Regions from separate parts of the Homo sapiens genome. Here region 1 is linked to region 2. A link is an interaction called in ENCODE POLR2A ChIA-PET data of the cell type or tissue named here. Cell type or tissue: HepG2. All regions are shown on one strand. Links, peaks and the distances in the headings refer to the core of each region. The heading gives the core; the rest is flanking DNA. Region 1 holds the start of VKORC1 (vitamin K epoxide reductase complex subunit 1). Region 2 overlaps STX1B (syntaxin 1B).

Evidence for each region. Peaks named below come from ENCODE experiments on the same cell type or tissue, not always from the same donor. Only the 100,000 strongest peaks of a DNase experiment are listed, where the experiment ranks them.
Region 1: POLR2A ChIA-PET joins it to region 2 with 12 read pairs; 11 of 35 experiments call an interaction of 5 or more read pairs at or near these places.

What each region holds. Positions count from the first base shown.
Region 1 is chr16:31,092,081-31,097,444 of GRCh38, reverse strand. It overlaps VKORC1 (vitamin K epoxide reductase complex subunit 1), which reads left to right and starts at 2,648. Exons shown (of 3, transcript NM_024006.6): 1 at 2,648-2,888; 2 at 4,024-4,133. The coding sequence starts at 2,716. LOC124903680 (zinc finger protein ENSP00000375192-like) reads left to right here and starts at 1,440. Exons shown (of 1, transcript XM_047435012.1): 1 at 1,440-2,561. The coding sequence starts at 2,067. The coding sequence ends at 2,561. RefSeq lists enhancers at 1,480-1,659, 2,175-2,224, 2,275-2,324, 2,355-2,534, 3,715-4,423. In HepG2, for the core only: a CTCF peak has its summit at 1,422 (motif pointing right); DNase peaks (open chromatin) are centred at 1,444, 1,860, 2,534, 4,154 and 1 weaker place; H3K4me3 peaks cover 1,665 bases.
Region 2 is chr16:30,993,859-30,999,222 of GRCh38, reverse strand. It overlaps STX1B (syntaxin 1B), which reads left to right. Exons shown (of 10, transcript NM_052874.5): 5 at 1,648-1,721; 6 at 2,164-2,272; 7 at 2,467-2,540. Among named protein-coding and RNA genes, the nearest start is that of HSD3B7, 11 kb to the right of the region's middle. RefSeq lists a silencer at 1,779-1,848 and enhancers at 3,689-3,778, 3,789-3,848. In HepG2, for the core only: no CTCF peak of the experiment used is centred there; DNase peaks (open chromatin) are centred at 832, 1,932, 2,622 and 4,542; H3K4me3 peaks cover 2,908 bases.

The DNA.
Region 1 (5,364 bases), core at 310-5,309, 98 kb before region 2:
GCCTGTAGTCCCAACTGCTCGGGAGGCTGAGGCAGGAGAATGGCTTGAACCTGGGGGGGGGCGGAAGTTATAATGAGCCAAGATTGTGCCACTGCACTCCAGCCTAGGCAACAGAGCGAGACTCCGTCTCAAAAATAAAAATAAAAATAAATCAATAGAGCCTGGTATGATGGCTCACGCCTATAATCCCAGCACTTTGGGAGGCCCAGGTGGGTGGATCATCTGAGGTCAGGAGTTTGAGACCAGCCTGACCAACATGGAGAAACCCCATCTCTACTAAAAATACAAAAAATTAGCCAGGCGTGGTGGCACATGCCTATAATCCCAGCTACTCAGGAGCCTGAGGCAGGAGAATCGCTTTAACCGGGGAGGTGGAGGTTGCGGTGAGTCGAGATAGCACCATTGCATTCTAGCCTGGGCAACAAGAGCAAAACTCCATCTCAAAAATAAATAAATAAATAGATAGATAGGCTGGGCACGGTGGCTCACGCCTGTAATCCCAGCACTTTGGGAGGCCGAGGTGGGCGGATCACCTGAGGTCAGGAGTTCAAGACCAGCCTGGCCAATATAGCGAAACCCTGTCTCTACTAAAAATTTAAAAAATTAGCCAGGCATGATGGCGGGTGCCTGTAATCCCAGCTACTCGGGAGGCTGAGGCAGGAGAATCTCTCGAACCTGGCAGGCGGAGGTTGCAGTGAGCCGAGATCACACCATTGCACTCCAGTTGGGCAACAAGAGCGAAACTCCACCTCAAAAACAAAATAAAATAAAATAAAATCAGGAGATTGGTCAGCTTAATTCCATCTGCAACCTTAATTCCCTTTTGGCCATTTAACCTATCATATTCACAAGTTCCAGGGATTCATGCAGGGACATCTTTGGTGACCATTATTCTGTCTACCACACTCTCTAGAAGAGAGTAGATGTGAGAAACAGCATCTGGAGAGGGAGGAGCCAGCAGGAGAGGGAAATATCACAGACGCCAGAGGAAGAGAGTTCCCAGAAGGGTAGGTGCAACAGTAAGGGATCCCTCTGGGAAGTCAAGCAAGAGAAGACCTGAAAAACAACCATTGGCCGGGTGCGGTGGCTCACGCCTATAATCCTAGCATTTTGGGAGGCCGAGGTGGGTGGATCACTTGAGGTCAGGAGTTTAAGACAAGCCTGGCCAACATGGTGAAACCCTGTCTCTACTAAAAATACAAAAATTAGCCAGACATGGTGGCAGGCACCTGTAGTCCAAACTACTTGGGAGGCTGAGGCACGAGAACCACTTGAACCCTGGAGGCGGAAGTTGCAGTGAGCCGAGATGGCACCGCTGCACTCCAGCCTGGGCGACAGAGTGAGACTCCGTCTCAAAATAAGTAAATAAATAAATAAATAACCATTGGGTCTAGCGTCTTGGTGACACCAGCCACTAGGTGTCAGGGCAATGCTGGAGGCAGCAGCTAGTTTATGGCGTGGGCAGCAAGGAAGAAGTGAGGAAGTAGAGACTGGGAGTGTAGAATCTTTCCAAAAACTTGAATGTGGAGGGGTAGATGGGATAATGCCGGGAGAGGAGGCTGGTGAAGGACCTCTTAGTGAAGGGAGATTTGTTGCTGTTTCTGAGATGGGAAAGAGAAACAAGTTGCAGTGTAGATGGGGAGGATGGAGAGGTTGAAGGTGTAGGAGAGATGGGTCACCATCAGATGGGACGTCTGTGAAGGAGAGACCTCATCTGGCCCACAGCTTGGAAAGGAGAGACTGACTGTTGAGTTGATGCAAGCTCAGGTGTTGCCAGGCGGGCGCCATGATAGTAGAGAGGTTAGGATACTGTCAAGGGTGTGTGTGGCCAAAGGAGTGGTTCTGTGAATGTATGGGAGAAAGGGAGACCGACCACCAGGAAGCACTGGTGAGGCAGGACCCGGGAGGATGGGAGGCTGCAGCCCGAATGGTGCCTGAAATAGTTTCAGGGGAAATGCTTGGTTCCCGAATCGGATCGCCGTATTCGCTGGATCCCCTGATCCGCTGGTCTCTAGGTCCCGGATGCTGCAATTCTTACAACAGGACTTGGCATAGGGTAAGCGCAAATGCTGTTAACCACACTAACACACTTTTTTTTTTCTTTTTTTTTTTTGAGACAGAGTCTCACTCTGTCGGCCTGGCTGGAGTGCAGTGGCACGATCTCGGCTCACTGCAACCTCCGGCTCCCCGGCTCAAGCAATTCTCCTGCCTCAGCCTCCCGAGTAGCTGGGATTACAGGCATGTGCCACCACGCCCGGCTAATTTTTGTATTTTTAGTTGAGATGGGGTTTCACCATGTTGGCGAGGCTGGTCTTGAACTCCTGACCTCAGGTAATCCGCCAGCCTCGGCCTCCCAAAGTGCTGGGATTACAAGCGTGAGCCACCGTGCCCGGCCAACAGTTTTTAAATCTGTGGAGACTTCATTTCCCTTGATGCCTTGCAGCCGCGCCGACTACAACTCCCATCATGCCTGGCAGCCGCTGGGGCCGCGATTCCGCACGTCCCTTACCCGCTTCACTAGTCCCGGCATTCTTCGCTGTTTTCCTAACTCGCCCGCTTGACTAGCGCCCTGGAACAGCCATTTGGGTCGTGGAGTGCGAGCACGGCCGGCCAATCGCCGAGTCAGAGGGCCAGGAGGGGCGCGGCCATTCGCCGCCCGGCCCCTGCTCCGTGGCTGGTTTTCTCCGCGGGCGCCTCGGGCGGAACCTGGAGATAATGGGCAGCACCTGGGGGAGCCCTGGCTGGGTGCGGCTCGCTCTTTGCCTGACGGGCTTAGTGCTCTCGCTCTACGCGCTGCACGTGAAGGCGGCGCGCGCCCGGGACCGGGATTACCGCGCGCTCTGCGACGTGGGCACCGCCATCAGCTGTTCGCGCGTCTTCTCCTCCAGGTGTGCACGGGAGTGGGAGGCGTGGGGCCTCGGAGCAGGGCGGCCAGGATGCCAGATGATTATTCTGGAGTCTGGGATCGGTGTGCCCGGGGAACGGACACGGGGCTGGACTGCTCGCGGGGTCGTTGCACAGGGGCTGAGCTACCCAGCGATACTGGTGTTCGAAATAAGAGTGCGAGGCAAGGGACCAGACAGTGCTGGGGACTGGGATTATTCCGGGGACTCGCACGTGAATTGGATGCCAAGGAATAACGGTGACCAGGAAAGGCGGGGAGGCAGGATGGCGGTAGAGATTGACGATGGTCTCAAGGACGGCGCGCAGGTGAAGGGGGGTGTTGGCGATGGCTGCGCCCAGGAACAAGGTGGCCCGGTCTGGCTGTGCGTGATGGCCAGGCGTTAGCATAATGACGGAATACAGAGGAGGCGAGTGAGTGGCCAGGGAGCTGGAGATTCTGGGGTCCAGGGCAAAGATAATCTGCCCCCGACTCCCAGTCTCTGATGCAAAACCGAGTGAACCGTTATACCAGCCTTGCCATTTTAAGAATTACTTAAGGGCCGGGCGCGGTGGCCCACTCCTGTAATCCCAGCACTTTGGGAGGCCGAGGCGGATGGATCACTTGAAGTCAGGAGTTGACCAGCCTGGCCAACATGGTGAAAGCCTGTCTCTACCAAAAATAGAAAAATTAATCGGGCGCTATGGCGGGTGCCTTAATCCCAGCTACTCGGGGGGGCTAAGGCAGGAGAATCGCTTGAACCCGGGAGGCGGAGGTTTCAGTGAGCCGAGATCGCGCCACTGCACTCCAGCCTGGGCCAGAGTGAGACTCCGTCTCAAAAAAAAAAAAAAAAAAAAAAAAAAAGAGACTTACTTAAGGTCTAAGATGAAAAGCAGGGCCTACGGAGTAGCCACGTCCGGGCCTGGTCTGGGGAGAGGGGAGGATAGGGTCAGTGACATGGAATCCTGACGTGGCCAAAGGTGCCCGGTGCCAGGAGATCATCGACCCTTGGACTAGGATGGGAGGTCGGGGAACAGAGGATAGCCCAGGTGGCTTCTTGGAAATCACCTTTCTCGGGCAGGGTCCAAGGCACTGGGTTGACAGTCCTAACCTGGTTCCACCCCACCCCACCCCTCTGCCAGGTGGGGCAGGGGTTTCGGGCTGGTGGAGCATGTGCTGGGACAGGACAGCATCCTCAATCAATCCAACAGCATATTCGGTTGCATCTTCTACACACTACAGCTATTGTTAGGTGAGTGGCTCCGCCCCCTCCCTGCCCGCCCCGCCCCGCCCCTCATCCCCCTTGGTCAGCTCAGCCCCACTCCATGCAATCTTGGTGATCCACACAGCTGACAGCCAGCTAGCTGCTCATCACGGAGCGTCCTGCGGGTGGGGATGTGGGGAGGTAACTAACAGGAGTCTTTTAATTGGTTTAAGTACTGTTAGAGGCTGAAGGGCCCTTAAAGACATCCTAGGTCCCCAGGTTTTTTGTTTGTTGTTGTTTTGAGACAGGGTCTGGCTCTGTTGCCCAAAGTGAGGTCTAGGATGCCCTTAGTGTGCACTGGCGTGATCTCAGTTCATGGCAACCTCTGCCTCCCTGCCCAAGGGATCCTCCCACCTTAGCCTCCCAAGCAGCTGGAATCACAGGCGTGCACCACTATGCCCAGCTAATTTTTGTTTTTGTTTTTTTTTGGTAGAGATGGTGTCTCGCCATGTTGCCCAGGCTGGTCTCAAGCAATCTGTCTGCCTCAGCCTCCCAAAGTGCTGGGGGGATTACAGGCGTGAGCTACCATGCCCCACCAACACCCCAGTTTTGTGGAAAAGATGCCGAAATTCCTTTTTAAGGAGAAGCTGAGCATGAGCTATCTTTTGTCTCATTTAGTGCTCAGCAGGAAAATTTGTATCTAGTCCCATAAGAACAGAGAGAGGAACCAAGGGAGTGGAAGACGATGGCGCCCCAGGCCTTGCTGATGCCATATGCCGGAGATGAGACTATCCATTACCACCCTTCCCAGCAGGCTCCCACGCTCCCTTTGAGTCACCCTTCCCAGCTCCAGAGAAGGCATCACTGAGGGAGGCCCAGCACCATGGTCCTGGCTGACACATGGTTCAGACTTGGCCGATTTATTTAAGAAATTTTATTGCTCAGAACTTTCCCTCCCTGGGCAATGGCAAGAGCTTCAGAGACCAGTCCCTTGGAGGGGACCTGTTGAAGCCTTCTTTTTTTTTTTTTTTAAGAAATAATCTTGCTCTGTTGCCCAGGCTGGAGTGCAGTGGCACAATCATAGCTCACTGTAACCTGGCTCAAGCGATCCTCCTGAGTAGCTAGGACTATAGGCATGTCACTGCACCCAGCTAATTTTTTTTTTTTTTTTTTTTTTTTTTTTGCGACATAGTCTCGCTCTGTCACCAGGCTGGAGTGCAGTGGCACGATCTTGGCTCACTGCAACCTCTGCCTCCCGGGTTCAAGCAATTTTCCTGCC
Region 2 (5,364 bases), core at 71-5,070:
GGATGGAAACTGTCTGAATCTGGGAGCATGTTAAGTGCAAATCCAGGCAGACAGAGTCTAACCTCCACCATCAGCTCACCCTGGACAAGTCCCCTACTCTCAGCTTCCTTATCAGTACAGTAAGACAAATGAAAGCAATTTCAAAATTAGCTTGTTTTGGGGGTGGGGGGTGGAGGGCATCAAAATACTTTTTTTTCCAAAGTCATACAAAGAATCCCAATATATAAAACATAAAAGTCAGGTTGTTCTAGCTGAGCTGGAGCTGGGAGCACCTACCTGCCTGACCTCTCTTCATTCTCTGCAACAGCCCCTGAAATTCCTTCTCAGAAACAAGGTTCCTGCTGGCAGTTTAAAATCCCCTGGGCTCAATGGTTTCTCTAGGTCCATCAAGCCTTGACCTTGAACACTCTCTGTAAGACCCTGGGGAGGGCTCTGTGGGTGAGGGGTTCAGGAATAGACCAAGAAAGAAGCTGGAAAAGTGGCCGTGGTTTAGAGAAGCTGACCTTTCAGACCTCCAGGAAAGGAGAGAGGATTCTCTTAGTCCTCTTCCAGCTGGTGGCATGAGCTCAGGCTTTGGGTGTGACCTTGAGTGAGTGGTTTTGCCCACTGGAAACTGAGTTTCTAGTCTAAAACATGAGCTGATATCACTGAACTCCCAGGAATGTTGTAAAAAGTCAATGAGATCCTGTAAGAGACCCCTCCCTCCGGACTTGACCCCAGCCCCAAGGCTGACAGTCGGGCCCCAATCTGGGCCAGCCGATTCCAATATCCCTGGGCCATGTGTTGCTGAGCCAGAGCTGTCACTCAATCGGGGGAGCCTTGGGGTGCCATCCGGCCCCGTACCTCCCCCACTGCCAACAGAACGGAGGAGTGAGGCTCTTAGGAATGGCCTGGAGGCTGGTGAGGTCTGAGAGGGCCGGTGATTCATCCCTGCTGCATTTTCTGATCTCACCGAGGTAGATTTTGCCACAATCTCTTTTTTAGAAAATCGGAACGATAGTGTCAGGAGTGCTTGATCCAGAAGCAGGAATCTCAGTTAATCTGTGCACTTTTCCAGAACGTCCTTCAGAAGTGGGAATTCCCGGATCGGGGATCACCTTACAGGGCAGGGAGAGGGCTGCTTTCTCCCTTGGAATATCCATGTGTTTGCCCTTGAATTCCCCTGGGAAAGAGGGGCCACTAGAACCTGATCCACCTGGAGGTGACTGCCTTCCATCAGAAAAAAGGCAGGCTGTGTTCTTGCCCCCTGTCCAGAGGCTGTAGGAAGTAGGGAGCACCCCACATACATGGCCCCTTCACGCGGGCTGGGCCGGCACGCCCTCATGGAGTTGGACAGGAATTACCACTGATGGGACTTTCCAAGACCCAGTTCTGCCACTAGAACAAATAGCCCCCTTCTGTCTGGTGACCCTCTGACCCTCAGTATCCCTTCCTGCCTGCCTTCGGAACCCCCTCAAACGTCTGTTCGTCTGTTTATCTGCTGGCTCCTAACACCACCCTGGGGCACCGCTGCCCGCAACTCGCCCTGGGGATGACGTTTCTCCCCGGGCCTGGCGCTGCCGCGGGGTGTTGACCATTCGTACGCCCCGGACCCTCGCCCCATGTGCCCCGGGTCTCCCGCCCATCGCTGCGCCCTCTCTCCCGCAGCGATCGAGCAAAGCATTGAACAGGAGGAGGGGCTGAACCGTTCCTCCGCGGACCTGCGCATCCGCAAGACCCAGGTAGGAGGCGGCAGCCCATTGGGGGTCGGGTCGGGACCCAGCTCGGGAGGAGCCCAGGCTGGAGGCCGGCGGGCCAGGGCCAAGCACCGGCGGGGGCGTGGTCAGGGAGGGCTGGGGCGGGGCTCTGGGGGCGAGGCTAGAGCGGGCGGGGCCCTGGGCGGGGCTCTCGGGGAGGGCGGGGTCGAGCCGCATCTCAGCGCAGTAGCAGTGTCTCTAGCTGGTGTTGGCCTAAGATGGGGGTGCCGGGCGGGTAGGGAACCATGAACTTGTCAGGGTTTGGGATCGCGGCCAGAGCTGAAGAAGGGACCGTAAACTAATTCAGCGCTTCCTCCTTATTCCGCCCATGCACTGCCTCCTCACCTGCCTCGGTCTCTGCTCCCTGACTCCCTCCCTGATCCCTGACTACCTCCCTGATCCGTCTGTCCCCCCACCCCCACCGTAGCACTCCACACTGTCCCGGAAGTTCGTGGAGGTAATGACCGAATATAACGCGACCCAGTCCAAGTACCGGGACCGCTGCAAGGACCGGATCCAGCGGCAACTGGAGATCAGTGCGTGTGCCCCCCACCCCAGGACCCCGAACTCCTTGAGGCTGCCCAAGCCCCCTTCCAGGCATTTCCTCTCTGGAGGGGGCCCCTGGCTTAAGGCGGCGTGGGAGGGTGGGCCCCAGGTCCCCGCCCCATCACCCCACCTCAGGCCCCCAGGCTGTCCCAGCCCCCGAGCAGGGAGTCCTTTCTTCCCGCAGCTGGAAGGACCACCACCAACGAAGAACTGGAAGACATGCTGGAGAGCGGGAAGCTGGCCATCTTCACAGATGACGTGAGCCGCGGGTGGGGCGGGCTCTGCTTTTGGAAAATTTTTGCCTCCCCTCCCTAAGTTCAGGTTGAACTAAGGTCCTAAGTCCACCCTGGAAAAATGAGCAGCGGGAAGCCTGAGCCGGGAACTGGGGAATTCCATGGGAGCGGAGCAGGAAGGCACCCCCATCAGATGACGGAGTCGTTCGTGTGCCAGGCACTGTTCTAAGCACTTTCCATCTTCACATTCACCCACCAACTCATTTAATACTCACACATCCCCTTCGAGGAAACCCCATTTCACAGATGAGGAAAACTGGCCCAGAGAGATGAAATCACTTGGCAAGATCTCAGAGCGAGGGAGAGGGCCAGGACTTGAATCCTGTCTAGTTTCAGAGTCAGAACTCTCGAGCCCTAGGATACACGACATACTCTGCTACTGAAGCAAGTCGTTTCACCAGAGAACTGATTTGCCTACATTAAAAGAAATTTTTTTTAATTAAAAAAAACTTTTTTTCTTTTTTTTTTCTTCAAGACGGAGTTTTGCTCTTGTCACCCATGCTGGAGTACAGTGGCGAGATTTCAGCTCACTGCAACCTCCGCCTCCTGTGTTCAAGCGATTCTCCTGCCCCAGCCTCCCGAGTAGCTGGGATTACAGGCGCCCACCACTCGGCCTAAAAAAACCTTTTTTTGTAGAGATGGGGGGTCTTCCTCTGTTGCCCAGGCTGGTCTCAAACTTCTGGGCTCGAATAATCTGCCTGCCTCAGCCTCCCAAAGTGCTGGGATTACAGACGTGAACCACCGAATCCAGCCTAATTTGCCTACATTTTGAATATTTTTTTTAAAACAAGTTTTAGTTTTGCTTAGGTTTTGTCCCCTGTGCTGCCCTTGTCCTTTTACATATGAAAGGATGGGCTGGCCGGGCCCAGTGGCTCATGCCTGTAATCCCAGCACTTTGGGAGGCCAAGGCAGGTAGATCACCTGAGGTCAGGAGTTCGAGACCAGCCTGGCCAACATGGCAAAACTCTGTCTCTATTAAAAATACAAAAATTAGCCGGGCATGGTGGCACGTGCCTGTAATCCCAGCTACTAGGGGGCTGAGGCAGGAGGATCACTTGAACCTGGGAGGCGGAGGTTGCAGTGAGCCGAGATCTTGCCACTGCACTCCGGCCTGGGCAACAGACTGACACTCTGTCTCTTAAAAAAAAAAAAAAGAAAGAAAGGATGGGCTTTCCCCGAACCTAGTTCTTGTTTCTCTCAGTGGACTTTTGCCCCGGCCTGCCCACTCCTGTCTCCGTTTCTGTTTCTGGTGGCAAAATGACTCTGGTTAAGGGTTCTAGACCAGGTTTAAAGGATGCGCTATGACTGTCTTAAAAGTTTTCAGCTCATTGTTATTTGGAGAACTGATCTTTGTTGAAAACGCATTGAGCAGCCCGGTGTGGTGGCTCACATCTGTAATCCCAGCATTTTGGGAGGCCAAGGAGGATGGAGGGCTTGAGCCCAGGAGTTCGTAGACCAGCCCGGGCAACAAAGTGAGACCCCCATCTCTACAAAAAAAATGTTTTTTTGATTTAAAAAACAATTTCTTTTAATGTAGGCAAATCAGTTCTATGGTGAAACCTGCTTTAATTAGCCAGGCATGGTGGCGTGTGCCTGTGGTCCCAGCTACTCGGGAGGCTAAGGTGGAAGGATTGCCTGAGTACAGGAGGTCAAGGCCGCAGTGAGCTATGATAGCACCACTGCACTCCAGCCTAGGTGACAGAGCAAGAACTTGTCTCAACAAAGAACAAAAACCAAAAAAAAAAAAAAAAAAAAGACGGGGAGACTGAACACTGTCCAAACAGCCATTGTATGATTTCGGCTTATAGAATGGTCATAGGATGAGCAGGAGATGAGGGGAGAGGGAGTCTGGGCCTTGACTGCTGAAGGGAAGGTGTGGAGCCTTGGGTAGTGGGGAGCCATGGCAGGCTGTAGAGCAGAGGAGTGGCTCAATGTGGTAAGAACAGTGAGTAATTTGGGAAGTGAGTCACCTGGCTGAGGCTGGGTGTTTGTGGAGAGGAGGCATATCTGACTGTGGGTCACGGTCTCTTCCCCACTGGCTTTCTTTTTTTTTTTTTTTCAGCATGGTCTCACTCTGTGGCCCATGTTGGAGTGAAGTGAAGCAATCATAGCTCACTGCAGCCTCGACCTCCTGGGGTCAGGCAATCCTTCTGCCTCAGTTTCCTGAGTAGCTGGGACCACAGGCGCCACCATGCCCAGCTAATTTCCTTTTTTTTTTTTTTTTTTGATAGAAACAAAGTCTCACTATGTTGCCCAGGCTGGCCTCAAATTCCTGGGCTCAAGTGATCCTCCTGCCTTGGCCTCCCAGAGTACTGGGGTTACAGGCCTCTCCCTACTGACTCTTTTTTTTTTTTTTGAGACGGAGTCTCGCTCTGTGGCTCAGGCTGGAGTGCAGTGGCGCAATCTCGGCTCACTGCAAGCTCCGCCTCCCGGGTTCACGCCATTCTCCTGCCTCAGACTCCCAAGTTGCTGAAACTACAGGCGCCCACCACCACACCCGGCTAATTTTTTGTATTTTTAGTAGAGACGGAGTTTCACCGCATTAGCCAGGATAGTCTTGGTCTGCTGACCTCGTGATCTGCCCGCTTCAGCCTCCCAAAGTTCTGGGATTACAGGCATGAGCTACCTACTGTGCCCAGCCCTGACTCTTTTTTTTTTTTTGAGATGGAATTTCACTCTTGTTGCCCAGGCTGGAGTGCAGTGGCGTGATCTCAGCTCACTGCAACCTCTGCCCCCCCGGGTTCAAGCAATTCTCCTGCCTCAGCCTCCTGAGTAGCTATGATTACAGG